3 separate regions of the Homo sapiens genome follow, and regions 2 and 3 are each linked to region 1. Evidence: chromatin contacts called from ENCODE Hi-C or POLR2A ChIA-PET data. All regions are on one chromosome and are shown on one strand. The core of a region is the stretch at or near the end of the contact, and the rest is flanking DNA. Distances in the headings are between cores, read along the strand shown. Region 1 overlaps DYNC1I1 (dynein cytoplasmic 1 intermediate chain 1). Region 2 overlaps LOC105375410 (a long non-coding RNA gene). Region 3 has its middle 28 kb from the start of SLC25A13.

Evidence for each region. Hi-C counts contacts between places; a loop is a spot of excess contacts on that map. ChIA-PET counts read pairs that join two places held with the same protein, here RNA polymerase II (POLR2A). Pooled maps may share reads with other maps.
Region 2: a loop to region 1 is called in a map of endothelial cell of umbilical vein, with 4 times the contacts of the local background. The contact joins two enhancer-like sites. A Hi-C loop is called at or near these places in 1 of 168 maps with a recorded cell type or tissue (endothelial cell of umbilical vein), 1 of 37 single-sample maps with no recorded cell type and 3 of 50 pooled maps.
Region 3: a loop to region 1 is called in a pooled map, with 2.7 times the contacts of the local background. The contact joins two enhancer-like sites. A Hi-C loop is called at or near these places in 4 of 37 single-sample maps with no recorded cell type and 7 of 50 pooled maps. POLR2A ChIA-PET finds 5 or more read pairs at or near these places in 1 of 52 experiments (WTC11).

The regions. Positions count from the first base shown.
Region 1 is chr7:96,073,794-96,077,548 of GRCh38, forward strand. It overlaps DYNC1I1 (dynein cytoplasmic 1 intermediate chain 1), which reads left to right. Exons shown (of 17, transcript NM_001135556.2): 15 at 2,264-2,404. Among named protein-coding and RNA genes, the nearest start is that of MIR591, 140 kb to the right of the region's middle. RefSeq lists enhancers at 1,984-2,591, 1,984-2,251, 2,231-2,404. Within about 2 kb of position 1,803, at least 2 of the 41 ENCODE cell types and tissues checked have a DNase peak (open chromatin) inside an H3K27ac peak, as active enhancers do.
Region 2 is chr7:96,386,887-96,390,641 of GRCh38, forward strand. All of the region lies in intron 1 of LOC105375410 (a long non-coding RNA gene), which reads left to right. Among named protein-coding and RNA genes, the nearest start is that of SLC25A13, 67 kb to the left of the region's middle. Within about 2 kb of position 1,930, at least 4 of the 41 ENCODE cell types and tissues checked have a DNase peak (open chromatin) inside an H3K27ac peak, as active enhancers do.
Region 3 is chr7:96,347,997-96,351,751 of GRCh38, forward strand. No RefSeq gene overlaps it. Among named protein-coding and RNA genes, the nearest start is that of SLC25A13, 28 kb to the left of the region's middle. Within about 2 kb of position 1,760, at least 2 of the 41 ENCODE cell types and tissues checked have a DNase peak (open chromatin) inside an H3K27ac peak, as active enhancers do.

The DNA.
Region 1 (3,755 bases), core at 553-3,052:
TACTGAGAGTTAGAATTTAATATTTACAAGTAGTCATTGAAGGTGCAGCCACTCCACATTGCCTTTTAAAAAATATAAATAAGGAAAAATGATACAATTATGCTATTTTCAGGTGTCATTGGACAGTTAGGTTTTATCGAGAAAGTAGTTTGAATCATGTAGTCCAAACAGGGAGAGAAAGAAAGATGCTACAGAAATAGCCAATAAGCAAATAATTTTGGCTTCAAATCACACTGCAAACATAGTACATAATACATACTTTGGCATAAAAGAATTATAGAATCATAAAATTTAAAAAACTATAAGGCTAATGTCCAGTTGATCATTTTGTTATCTCAATGTCATATAATTCTTTTCAAATCACACCCTCTGTCAGATATTTTTTGAATTAAAAATAAGACACATCTCACTATATCCACATAGTGGCCCATCTAAAATATTCTGTGTTGCTTTAATGTATTAAAAGTTTGTTCAGGCCGGGCGCGGTGGCTCACGCCTGTAATCCCAGCACTTTGGGAGGCCAAGACGGGCGGATCACGAGGTCAGGAGATCGAGACCATCCTGGCTAACACGGTGAAACCCCATCTCTACTAAAAATACAAAAAAAAGTAGTCGGGCCTGGTGGCGGGCACCTGTAGTCCCAGCTACTCGGGAGGCTGAGGTAGGAGAATGGCGTGAACCCGGGAGGCGGAGCTTGCAATGAGCCGAGATCGCGCCACTGCACTCCAGCCTGGGCGACAGAGCGAGACTCCGTCTCAAAAAAAAAAAAAAAAAAAAAAAAGTTTCTTCAGTTCTAAGCGGTGATTTTTAAATGTCAAAGAAATACAGTCCATAGAAAGAGAACTCACAGTTACTACACTACATTTTTGTGTGATATTTAGGTTACAGTTTTATTGTTTTCACACTGATTTTTCTCACTTTCATTTCAGCAGAGATATTTTGTGCATTTTATATTAACAGTTCACTTGGAGAAATCACTCTAATATTTGGAGCCGATTCCCTACAGATACATTCTTTAAACATTCTGTGCAGATAGGATTTGATTGTTCATATTGCATGTTATCTTTTCTTGATCTTATTACTCTGGCCTGTACAGGCATTCAGTGGAACCCATGAAGAGAGTACAGACAGCTGACTGGATGAAGAAGACATTGGGGAAAAAAACTCCCATTGTTTAGATTTCTGTCAGAGGATATAAGAATACTTAATTTCTTTTATCTCTAGGGCTTTCATTATCATTTAAATTTCATTTTACATTAATTGATCAGGGATTAGTAAAGCCATTATGCAGAAATTAGAATAAGACAAGCCAGATGGAATGAATAATTCATGAAGTCCAATTACGTTTTATTTCTGGTGTACTTTCAAACTTGCCTCTGACTTCTGTGCTATTTTGATGTGACAATATTCACTGGAAATCAAGAGTGCCATTTTAATTTATTGTATCCCTCTGGAGTGGAAGCATTTGTATGCACTAGGGGTATGTTAACGCATTTCCACACACACACCCCAACACCCAAAAGTCAATTTTGGGGGTTTTGAAAACACTGGGTGATCTAGGAATACTGTTCATTTTGTACAGAGGTTCAGGGGCACTTCAATGAGCCACACCAGTTCAACTGATTGGGGTGAGCTGACCCTATGCAGAGAGACTAAAGGCGTAGGATCGCGAAATGATTACCTCCTGGAAGAGCAGTAATCCTCTTTAAAATATTTGCACGCATTCCTCTCTGCAAAAGAACCCTTAAAATGTGAATTTGGCCTAGAGTTGGACTGGAGGTAGCAGCAGCTGTTGCAGCTACAGACGAGGACCACGAGGTGGCAGGGGTTGCCTTCAATGAAAGGGTTCGGGGCGGTCGGGACCGCCGGGGCTTCAGAACATCCCCGCGGGTCTGAGCCGGGCCGACCACGGTTGGGTTTAGGCTCCGAGCATCTCGCAAAGCGTTGCCGGGCGAGAATTCCGAACTAATGGAAAGTCCGGTCCACCTGTCTGGAATGTCTCATACAACTCTGTTGTCTGAAACCGCCTCCCCACCCCCGGTCCCAGCCACCAGCCCCTTGAGAGGCCCCCTCTCCCCCCGGTATTTATTTATGCCACTGGACAGTTCTAGTCACATTAAAGCTCCGGTTCACCTTCTCGAGGACTTTCATCTCGGGAAGTTTTATGACACTTTGTGAATGTGCAAAGTTTTTAATTAGGCTCTCTAGACAGCCCGAGGCAGCAGCAGCGCCACAAAGTCTTCACGGTCTCTCTGCTTTACAGCACAACAAGCCGCTCTACTCCTTTGAAGACAATGCAGACTATGTGTACGATGTCATGTGGTCCCCCGTGCATCCTGCGCTTTTTGCCTGCGTGGACGGGATGGGGCGCTTGGACCTCTGGAACCTCAACAATGACACCGAGGTGAGCGGCGGCTCAGGCGCCCGGGCCGGAGGGCTGGGAGGGGGGCGCAGTCGGCCACTCGCAGTCTCTCCCTCTTTCTCCAAAACGGCCTTTTTTGGACAGACCTTCCAACTGCAGCAGGGCTGCCGGCCCCCATTCTTGACTACCCTGAAGGGAATTGGCAGATGCATTGGCCAAAAATCACTTAATCTCCCTTCATCCCTAAACGGTGGCTGCTCTCGGACAATTAACGACCCTTTTTTGCAAAGAGCAAAACGTTATGCGTTCACACCTTTCCCTATGGGACAGGACACACAGGCATTTGTCAGAGCCGTGTTGAAATAACTTTATAGGCAAATACTTGGAAAAGAAAGCTTTTGTGGACGTCGATTTTTAGATTGGGCTTTTAAAAAGGGCTATTTGTCAGTGTTTGCTACTTGTACCGTTTCTATTTTGAATCCACAAAAGACGATTCTGTTGACTATTTTATGTTTAGATCTCTCATCCATTTGATTTGTACCAAGGTAAATATTCCTTGTCTAAGATATCAAATTCAGAGGCAGACTTTTACAACAGTCTCCAACTTTAAACATGAATATCAAACTCAGTATTTTTTTAAAAATAGATTTTAACATGTCACATTTACAGCAAGTGAAAATACCCATTTATTTTAAAAATCAGCCAGTAATAAATACTGTTTTTAAATTATGCTATAAAAATTTATGTTTTAAAAACTATGCCACATGCATTGTTCCTTTTTGCCAGTCTAGCAAAATTACTGAGTTGCTAATTCAGCTACTTGGATTTTTTTTTAACATAAATATTATTGTCCTTCAACTTTATAAAATAAAATGGTCTCTGCATCACTTCTTGGTTTCTGATTCAAGAAAGCTCTCTATAAATAAGAATGGACAGGTAAGAGGAACAAGTGCTGCGAACTATATGTCAAGTGGAGAACAACAAAAAGGTCTTTTGAAGTGTTTTGAGCAGGAAACAGCTCAGCCTTTTTAATTAGGAAGCCCACAGCTGGAGGATCTGAGGAGGAGCACACTTCCCTAGTATTTGTGTGTGTGTGTGTGTGTGTGTGTGTGTGTGTGTGTGGGAGGGGGCAGGGAAATATTCTTCAGGTGTTATTATTAAGTCTTTGTATCTTCAAGGGTATATACACCTATAATTGCTGCCAAGTAGTTATCTTTTAAAAATCTTTCAATTTGAGTCTATTTTTGCTTTTAGCTACAAGAATTCTGTGACAAGAATGAGTTAGGTAATGAAGCATCTTTGAAAATAATCAAAAGGCATGAGTATGTGAAATGTCCCATCATTTGGATGTTGAAATGTTTATAACATTATTGTTTTTAATAGAAAGATGTTA
Region 2 (3,755 bases), core at 680-3,179, 310 kb after region 1:
TAACTGTGATCACAATCAGACAGTCTTAGAGATGGATGGAACCTCAAAATATGGAGTACTTTAAGGAGTTGCTTTGAACCTATTCTGATTGAGTGGGGGTTACCTAATAAATTTACAAACATTAAAAAACCCATGAAACTATTTCATGCAACAATTTGCTTTAGAAGTTACCTGCATTTTACTATTACTTTGGGATAGTCACTGTTCCATTTGTCAATCATTTTATTTGATAAAGAAATATTTCTTATCTAGAGCCAAAAATTTGCTTGTCATTTTTTTTCAAGCTCCTAGTTAAGCTAATTTAAACTTAGCTTAGTTGAGCTAAGCTAGAGCTACTAAGAATAAATCTTGCTTATAGATGATAGCTTTTGGATATGTGGAGGTAGCTATCAAGAAGACTCCCATTACCACCCCTACTCCTGCTCAAGTTTCTAAAAAATAGGGCCGGTGCGGTGGCTCACACTTGTAATCCCAGAACTTTGGGAGGCTGAGGTGGGTGGATCACCTGAGGTTAGGAGTTTGAGGCCAGCCTGTCCGACATGGTGAAATCCCGTCTCTACTAAAAATAGAAAAATTATCTGGGTGTGGTGGTGCATGCCTATAGTCCCAGCTACCTGGGAGGCTGAGTCAGGAGACTCGCTTAAATCTGGGAGGCAGAGGTTGCAGTGAGCCAAGATCGTGCCACTGCACTCCAGTCTGGGGTACAGAGTGAGACCCTGTCTCAAAAAAAAAAAAAAGTTTCTAAAAAATAACCTGGGCATATAATCCAAATATCTCTACCTATTTCTTATAGGAATCCCTTGGCATTATGGTCTCTTGATTAATAATCCTCTTAAGATGCATTGCCTAGCATGAAACACAGTTTCCAGATGTTATCTAAACAGCACAGAGAACAGGCTATGATTGCCCTTGATCAGCACATGACATTCTGTAACTTATATTAATTTTGTAGGAGAAGGGAACAGCCTATTAATTCATATTTAGCCTGTAGTGCTAACTTTTTAAAGACATGTTTTAATTTATATGTTAAATTGGGCTTTCCAAGTGCTATAGTTGTACCATTGATTATTTGAGTCCAAAAGCACAAAATTCACTTATCCCTTTTCAATATCATCATATTTGTATTTTGACTTTCAGCCTAATGAACTCATTTACAATTGTGATTTGGTCACATAAAGTATCAACAGTTTCCTCTCCATTAAACTCAACAAACATTTATTGAACAATTGCTAAGTGCCTAGCATTGCACTAAATGAATTGGGTCATTTGCACAACTAACAGCATATGTTGCTATCTAAGTGACTATAAATTTGAGGAACAGGAAAGGGTTAAAATTAGAACCCTTCCCACAATATGACAGCAATCCATTAATCAACACCTTGTGGATACTGTCAGATTTGAATCATGCTAACCATACAACCTTATCCAGTCCTCATTTCCTCACCTTGTTCCTTATCCTGAAACTTTGCCAAACACTTTGTTGAAATCCAGATGCTAGTATATAATATTGCTATTACTCAATATATGGCGTCATATGTTTTAACAAGGAAATGAGTGTAGATTTGGTACTTGTATGCCTCATAGCACCTAGACTTGAGCAATATATTAGATCAGAAGCATCCTTTCTCTTTCCCTATCTGCTTCTTAGAATCGTTTTCAAACAAATAGAATAATAGTAAATGAAGTCTGAAAATATCAGAAAATAAAATCCAATTTGACTGGGAAGTCCAGGTTTCCTTAGAAAGGGAGAGTCTGGGGTGGTGAAACTGGTAACAGAAATAAAATGGTTGCTAGAAAGCGATATCTAAGTGGTGTTTCTGGAAAAGGTAAGTGAAGAAGAGGCATTTATAGTTTAGGTTTGTAATTTTCCAAGCAATCCCAGAGGGTTTAAGCAGAGGGCAGGCAATGTGGAAGGCCTTGGATGGAGTTGTCTTAGCAACGAAGCCCTTTTCCTTCCTGACTCAGCCAGGCAGGGAAGTGAGAGCAGCTTTGAGGAATGTGCTGAACTTTGCAAGAAGTTGGTTTCCAGCTCTCAGGAAAGTTAAATTAAAATTTCCTCAATGTATGTGATATTCTTGTTCCTCAGGCTTATGGTTTAAAAAATTGGCTCAAGCAATGTTCTGACAAACAAGGGGTGGCGAGAGACTTTGACGATATAACCAGGCAGTTTGAACGTAGGTTCTTTCTCCAGCTCTTCAGAACAAGCCTTAGTTATACACTCGGCTAGGGGACCCCACCATGCTTTGGCCACCAACTGGTCACTTGGAATGTGGACTGGTCTTTCTGCCTTCAATCTGCCTACATATTACTCATCTCTTTTTCTTCCAGCTGCCAGAGGGATTTTTCTAAAGTGAAAGTCTGCTCTTTGTATAAAATGCTTGGGTGACTTCCGTTGTCTTTAGGATAAGAGCTAAACTTCATGTGGTATATGAGTCGTTAGAAGATGTGGCTCATACATCATTATGGTCACTCCTCTCTGTTAACCCTTCTGTACTGCAGCCCTTCACAACTACTGGCATTTCTTGATTCCATTAAATTCCCTGTTGCCCCCTTTACTTGCTGCTGTCTGTGCTTGGAATATCCTCCCTATACCTCCTTCTCTATGTGGCCTCCCTGTATCTTATCTTTTAGATCTCAAGGTCATCATCCACTTCTCCAAAACCCTTCCACAACCCCCTCTTTCTTTCCCACCATTGAGGGAATAGTAGCCACATATAATATTATTTTTGTTATAATGATGCTTTTAAAAGATAAAGCCCTTGTTTGAATGTGTGGAGTATTCCTCAGAATTCATAAATTATCTATCCATCATAACAATTATTACTAATGAAAAGCTAATTTAACATCCACAGTTAATTGGCTAAGTCAGATTTCTTCTGTGGTCAGATTGCAAGTTAATCAGAAGCACTCACATCTCCAGGAGCTCTGTGTTGATTCTTCCATTAAAATTGGGCTAGGACCTTGATCTTTCCACTTCCATCTTCTCCAGTCCCTGTCCCCCGATTCAAAATCCACTTAAATGGGTATTTTTCACAAGCTTTCCATGTTCCTTTCAGTCAGAACTAACTCTAATCATCAATGTTCACCTTAGCTTATCCATATTTTTATTTAGGAAAACTCAGCATGTTTTTGTTTCCTCGAATCTATCCACTAAAAAGAAGACTCCTTAAGGAAAGGGCTCAGCTTAGCACTTAGCATTGGCTTAAAGCATTTGACCCAGGTTAAACTGGATGAACAAAAATATCATTTATATTTATTCAGGAACCTTACAGAAGTCTACAAAATAGCTTGTTTTGGATGTTACAGCTTACACTAGCTATTGGCTAGAGTTGTGATCTGTAAGTATGGTGCACATAGACCAACTCCTTTTTTTTTCTTAAATAATGATGCTTTGCTTATTTGTCTCTATTATCATTCCTGCCACACCCAACTACTTTATGTACCTTAGTTCTACTCTGTTTTTCTTTTTTTTTTTTTTTTTTTTGAGACACTGTTACTCTGTCACCCAGGCTGGAGTGCAGTGGTGAGATATTGGCTCACTACAACCTCCGCCTCCTGGTTTCAAGTGATTCTCCTGCCTCAGCCTCCTGAATAGCTGGGACTACAGGCATATGTCACCACATCCGGCTAATTTTTGTATTTTTGGTAGACAGGGGATTTCACCATGTTGGCCAGGCTTGTCTCAAGCTTCTGAGCTCGAGTGATCTGCCCTCCATGGCCTCCTAAAGTGCTGGGATAACAGGTGTGAGCCACCA
Region 3 (3,755 bases), core at 510-3,009, 270 kb after region 1:
CTATCTTGTGGCATGGATCTCATTATTCCCATTTTATTTTATTTATTTATATTTATTTTTGAGATGAAGTCTTGCTCTGTCTCCCAGGCTGGAGTGCAGTGGTGTGATCTCGGCTCACTGCAACCTCTGCTTCCCGGGTTCAAGTGATTCTCCTGCCTCAGCCTCCTGAGTAACTGGGATTACAGGTGCATGCCACCATGCCTGGCTAATTTTTGTATTTTTGGTAGAGATGGGGTTTTGGCAAGTTAGCTAAGCTGATCTTGAACTCCTGACCTCAGGTGATCCACCTGCCTTGCCCTCCCAAAGTTTTAGGATTACAGGCGTGAGCCACTGCGCCTTGCCCCCATTTTACTGATAAGGAAATAAGGTCTGTGGGAATTAAGTCACTACTTCAGGTCACACTGGGGCAAAGTAGTGGCAGAGTCAGGATTCTCAACTTTGAGGCTCCTGAGTTCAAGGCTGTTGCTGTTAACCACTGAGCCCACAGTGCCTCCCTTCTATAACACTGACTTCCAAAACATTGCTATTCAGTTAGCATTTTAATTTCTCGAAAACAATCTTACATGTAGTAAAATCTCAGAAGTTGACATAGTTTGGATATGTGTCCCCACCCAAATTGCATGTTGAATCGTAATCCCCAGCGATGGAGGTGGGGCCTGATGGGAGGTGATTGGATCATGGGGATAGATTTCTTATGAATATTTTCACACCATTCTCTTGGTTCTGTCCTTGCAACTCAGGAGTGGGTTCTTGTGAGATCTGATCCTTTAAAAATGTGTGGCCCCTCCCACTTTCTTTCTTTCGCTCCTACTTCCCCCATGTGATGTGCCTGCTCCCTTTGCCTTCTGCCATGATTGGTTTCCTGAGGTCTCCCCAGAAGCAGATGCCCTGTGCTTCCTGTACAGCCTGCAGAACTGTGAGCCAATTAAACCGCTTTTCTTTATAAATTACTCAGTCTCAGGTATTTCTTTACAGCAATGTGAGAATGGCCTAATACAGAATTATAATCAATATGACATTGTTACTCTGTGTTATTGGATGGAGATCTCCTGGGTGTCAGGACCTACATTTATACCTCTCTCAAAGCCCAGCATCTCCCACGTTACCTGACACAGAGTAGAGTCCTAAGAACACCTCAGAATGAATACTCGTTCATGATCTCTGGTGCCATTTACTAATGTTAAAAAAATTTCAGCAACATTATTAGCAATTCATGCACTCATGTAAATACAAAGAAATTCATGTATTTATTGAGTTTCAGGTATCACAGGCAAGGGGCTCACTCTGAGAGTCCACCTCATTTTGTGGAACTTGTATTCCTGGAGGATGGAATACAGTGGTGAGGAGAAAACTAATGAATAAATTGAACAACACCATTTCATCTAGTGATTAGCATGAGAAGAAAATCATAGGTGACTTGATATATTAGTTTCCTCCAGTTGCTGTAATAAATCTTAGTAGCTTAAAACAACACACATTTATTACCTTGCAGTTCTGAAAATCTGAAGTGTTCAAATTGGATCTCACTGGGCTAAAATGAAGATGTAGGCAGTGTTCTGTTCCTTCTGGGGGGCTCTAGTGTACAGGAGGACAGGTCCCCAGATGACCTCGGCCTAATCAACAATCCTCTCTTACTTGCAATTCTCAAGCAGACTGTGCTGAGAATACAACATCCTGAGATAAGGAAGAAATGTCCAGAACAACCTGGGTGTGTCCTCATTGCTCCTGGAACAGGATGTTCTACAATGCTTGAGCTTAGTGAGCTGAGTGGCACCCAGGGTATATAAACCCAGGGTGGGACGCCACTGGAGTCCCTCAGCTGCAGTACAACAGGAAGCACGTGCAGACAAGACAATCTGCCTTAGGCAGCTTTCCTGAGTCTTGGGGGACCAGTTTGTCATGGATCCTTGGCTTCTGTTTATCCTTGCTGCCTATCTGTGAGTAATAAATCTGCTTTGCCTAACTTGTGCAAGGGTTCTCTCTCACCAGATTCATGCAATAGGCAGAGAACCTTTCCGTAGGAGAGAATCTGTTTCTTTGCCTTTTCAGCTTCTAGAGGTCACCTGTAGTCCTTGGCTCAAATTTCCTTCTTCTATCTTTAAGCCCAGCAGCACAGCATTCTCAAATCTCTCTTTGACGCTTACTCTCCTGCCATCACTTACAAGGACCCTTATGATTCCACTGGGCTCACTTGGATTACCCAGAATAGTCAAGCCGTTATCTCAAGATACTTAATCTCATCATATCTGCAAAGTCCCTTTGCCATGTAAAGTAACAGACATACATACAGGTTTCAGGGATTTAGATGAGAACATCTTTGGAGTGACATTCTACCTATTATGCTACCTATTACAATTGCCAAGAAGTTCCCTAGATTCGATGGATAGGGCAGATGTCAACTTGGAGGTGAATATTATCTTCTTTTTTTTTTCTTTTTTTTGAGACAGAGTCTCACTCTGTTGCCCAGGCTGGAGTACTGTGGTGCAATCTTGGCTCACAGAAACCTCTGCCTCCCAGGTTCCGGCAATTCTACTGCCTCAGCCTCCTGAGTAGCTGGGATTCCAAGCACCTGCCACCACACCTGGCTAATTTTTGTATTTTTACTACAGACAGGATTTCACCATTTTGGCCAGGCTGGTCTTGAACTCCTGATCTCAAGTGATCCACCCACTTCGGCCTCCCAAAGTGTTGGGATTACAGGTGTGAGCCACCACGCTCGGCTGATATTATCTTTTATCTTGGATTTTGATTAGCTGCAAGACTCCTACTGAGACAGGTCCTTAAAGATCTTTATGACTTTTGGTTTTGGTCTGGTGAGAAACATGCAAATGTTTTGGTCAATGACTGTAACTGGGAAAAGAATGAAAAAAGATGTGGAATACTTAAGAATGAGAAGTGAGGGCAGCAATTCACTTGAAGACATATTAATCTTTGTTGATTGATATCCTTATAAACTTCCCTTATTTCCTTATACACTCTCTTTTACATGAAAATAAACTATATTCCACACAATCCTCAAAGACATATGTGTAATTCTTCTCCCTTTCTTATCTAGTAAGCCCCTGAGTGACAGAACTATTATTAATTAGGGGATCCAGGATTGAATCCTGGCAGCTGGGCTCTGTAACCTTCATCTCTAACCACTGTTATTTATTGTTGCTGTTCTTCTGTATTTCATAGACCTTTAAAACCACCATACTTGAGTGATTTCAACTAATATGTGTGTCCAAAGATGATCAGTCTGCAGAAGGGGGTGAATTATAAAATTTTCCATGAGAAAGTAACCCCAAACTCAATTCTTAAAGCATAGCTTCCATGAATCAGTTCCACTTCCTGCCGCAAAAGTGCCTGATCAAATGTTTCATTTAAAAATCATGATTTTGTCTGGCTGGGCATGGTGGTTCACACCCGTAATCCTAGCACTTTGGGAGGCCAAGGTGGGTGGATTGCTTGAGCCCAGGAGTTTGAGACCAGCCTGGGCAACACAGTGAGACTTCATGTCTAAAAAAACCAAAAACCATGATTTTGGTCTGTAAAGAAAAGTTTTATTGACGAGCACTTTATTCATCAGAATTCCAAGGGCAGGCCAGGTGCAATGGCTCATGCCTATAATCCTGGTGGACTTGAGCTACGATCACGCTGTTGCACTCCAGCCTGAGCAGCAGAGTGAGACTTTGTCTCTAAAAAAAATAAAAATAAAAATAAATAAATAAATAAAAAATTCCAAGGGTAGGGAGGATTTTTTGATGAGCACT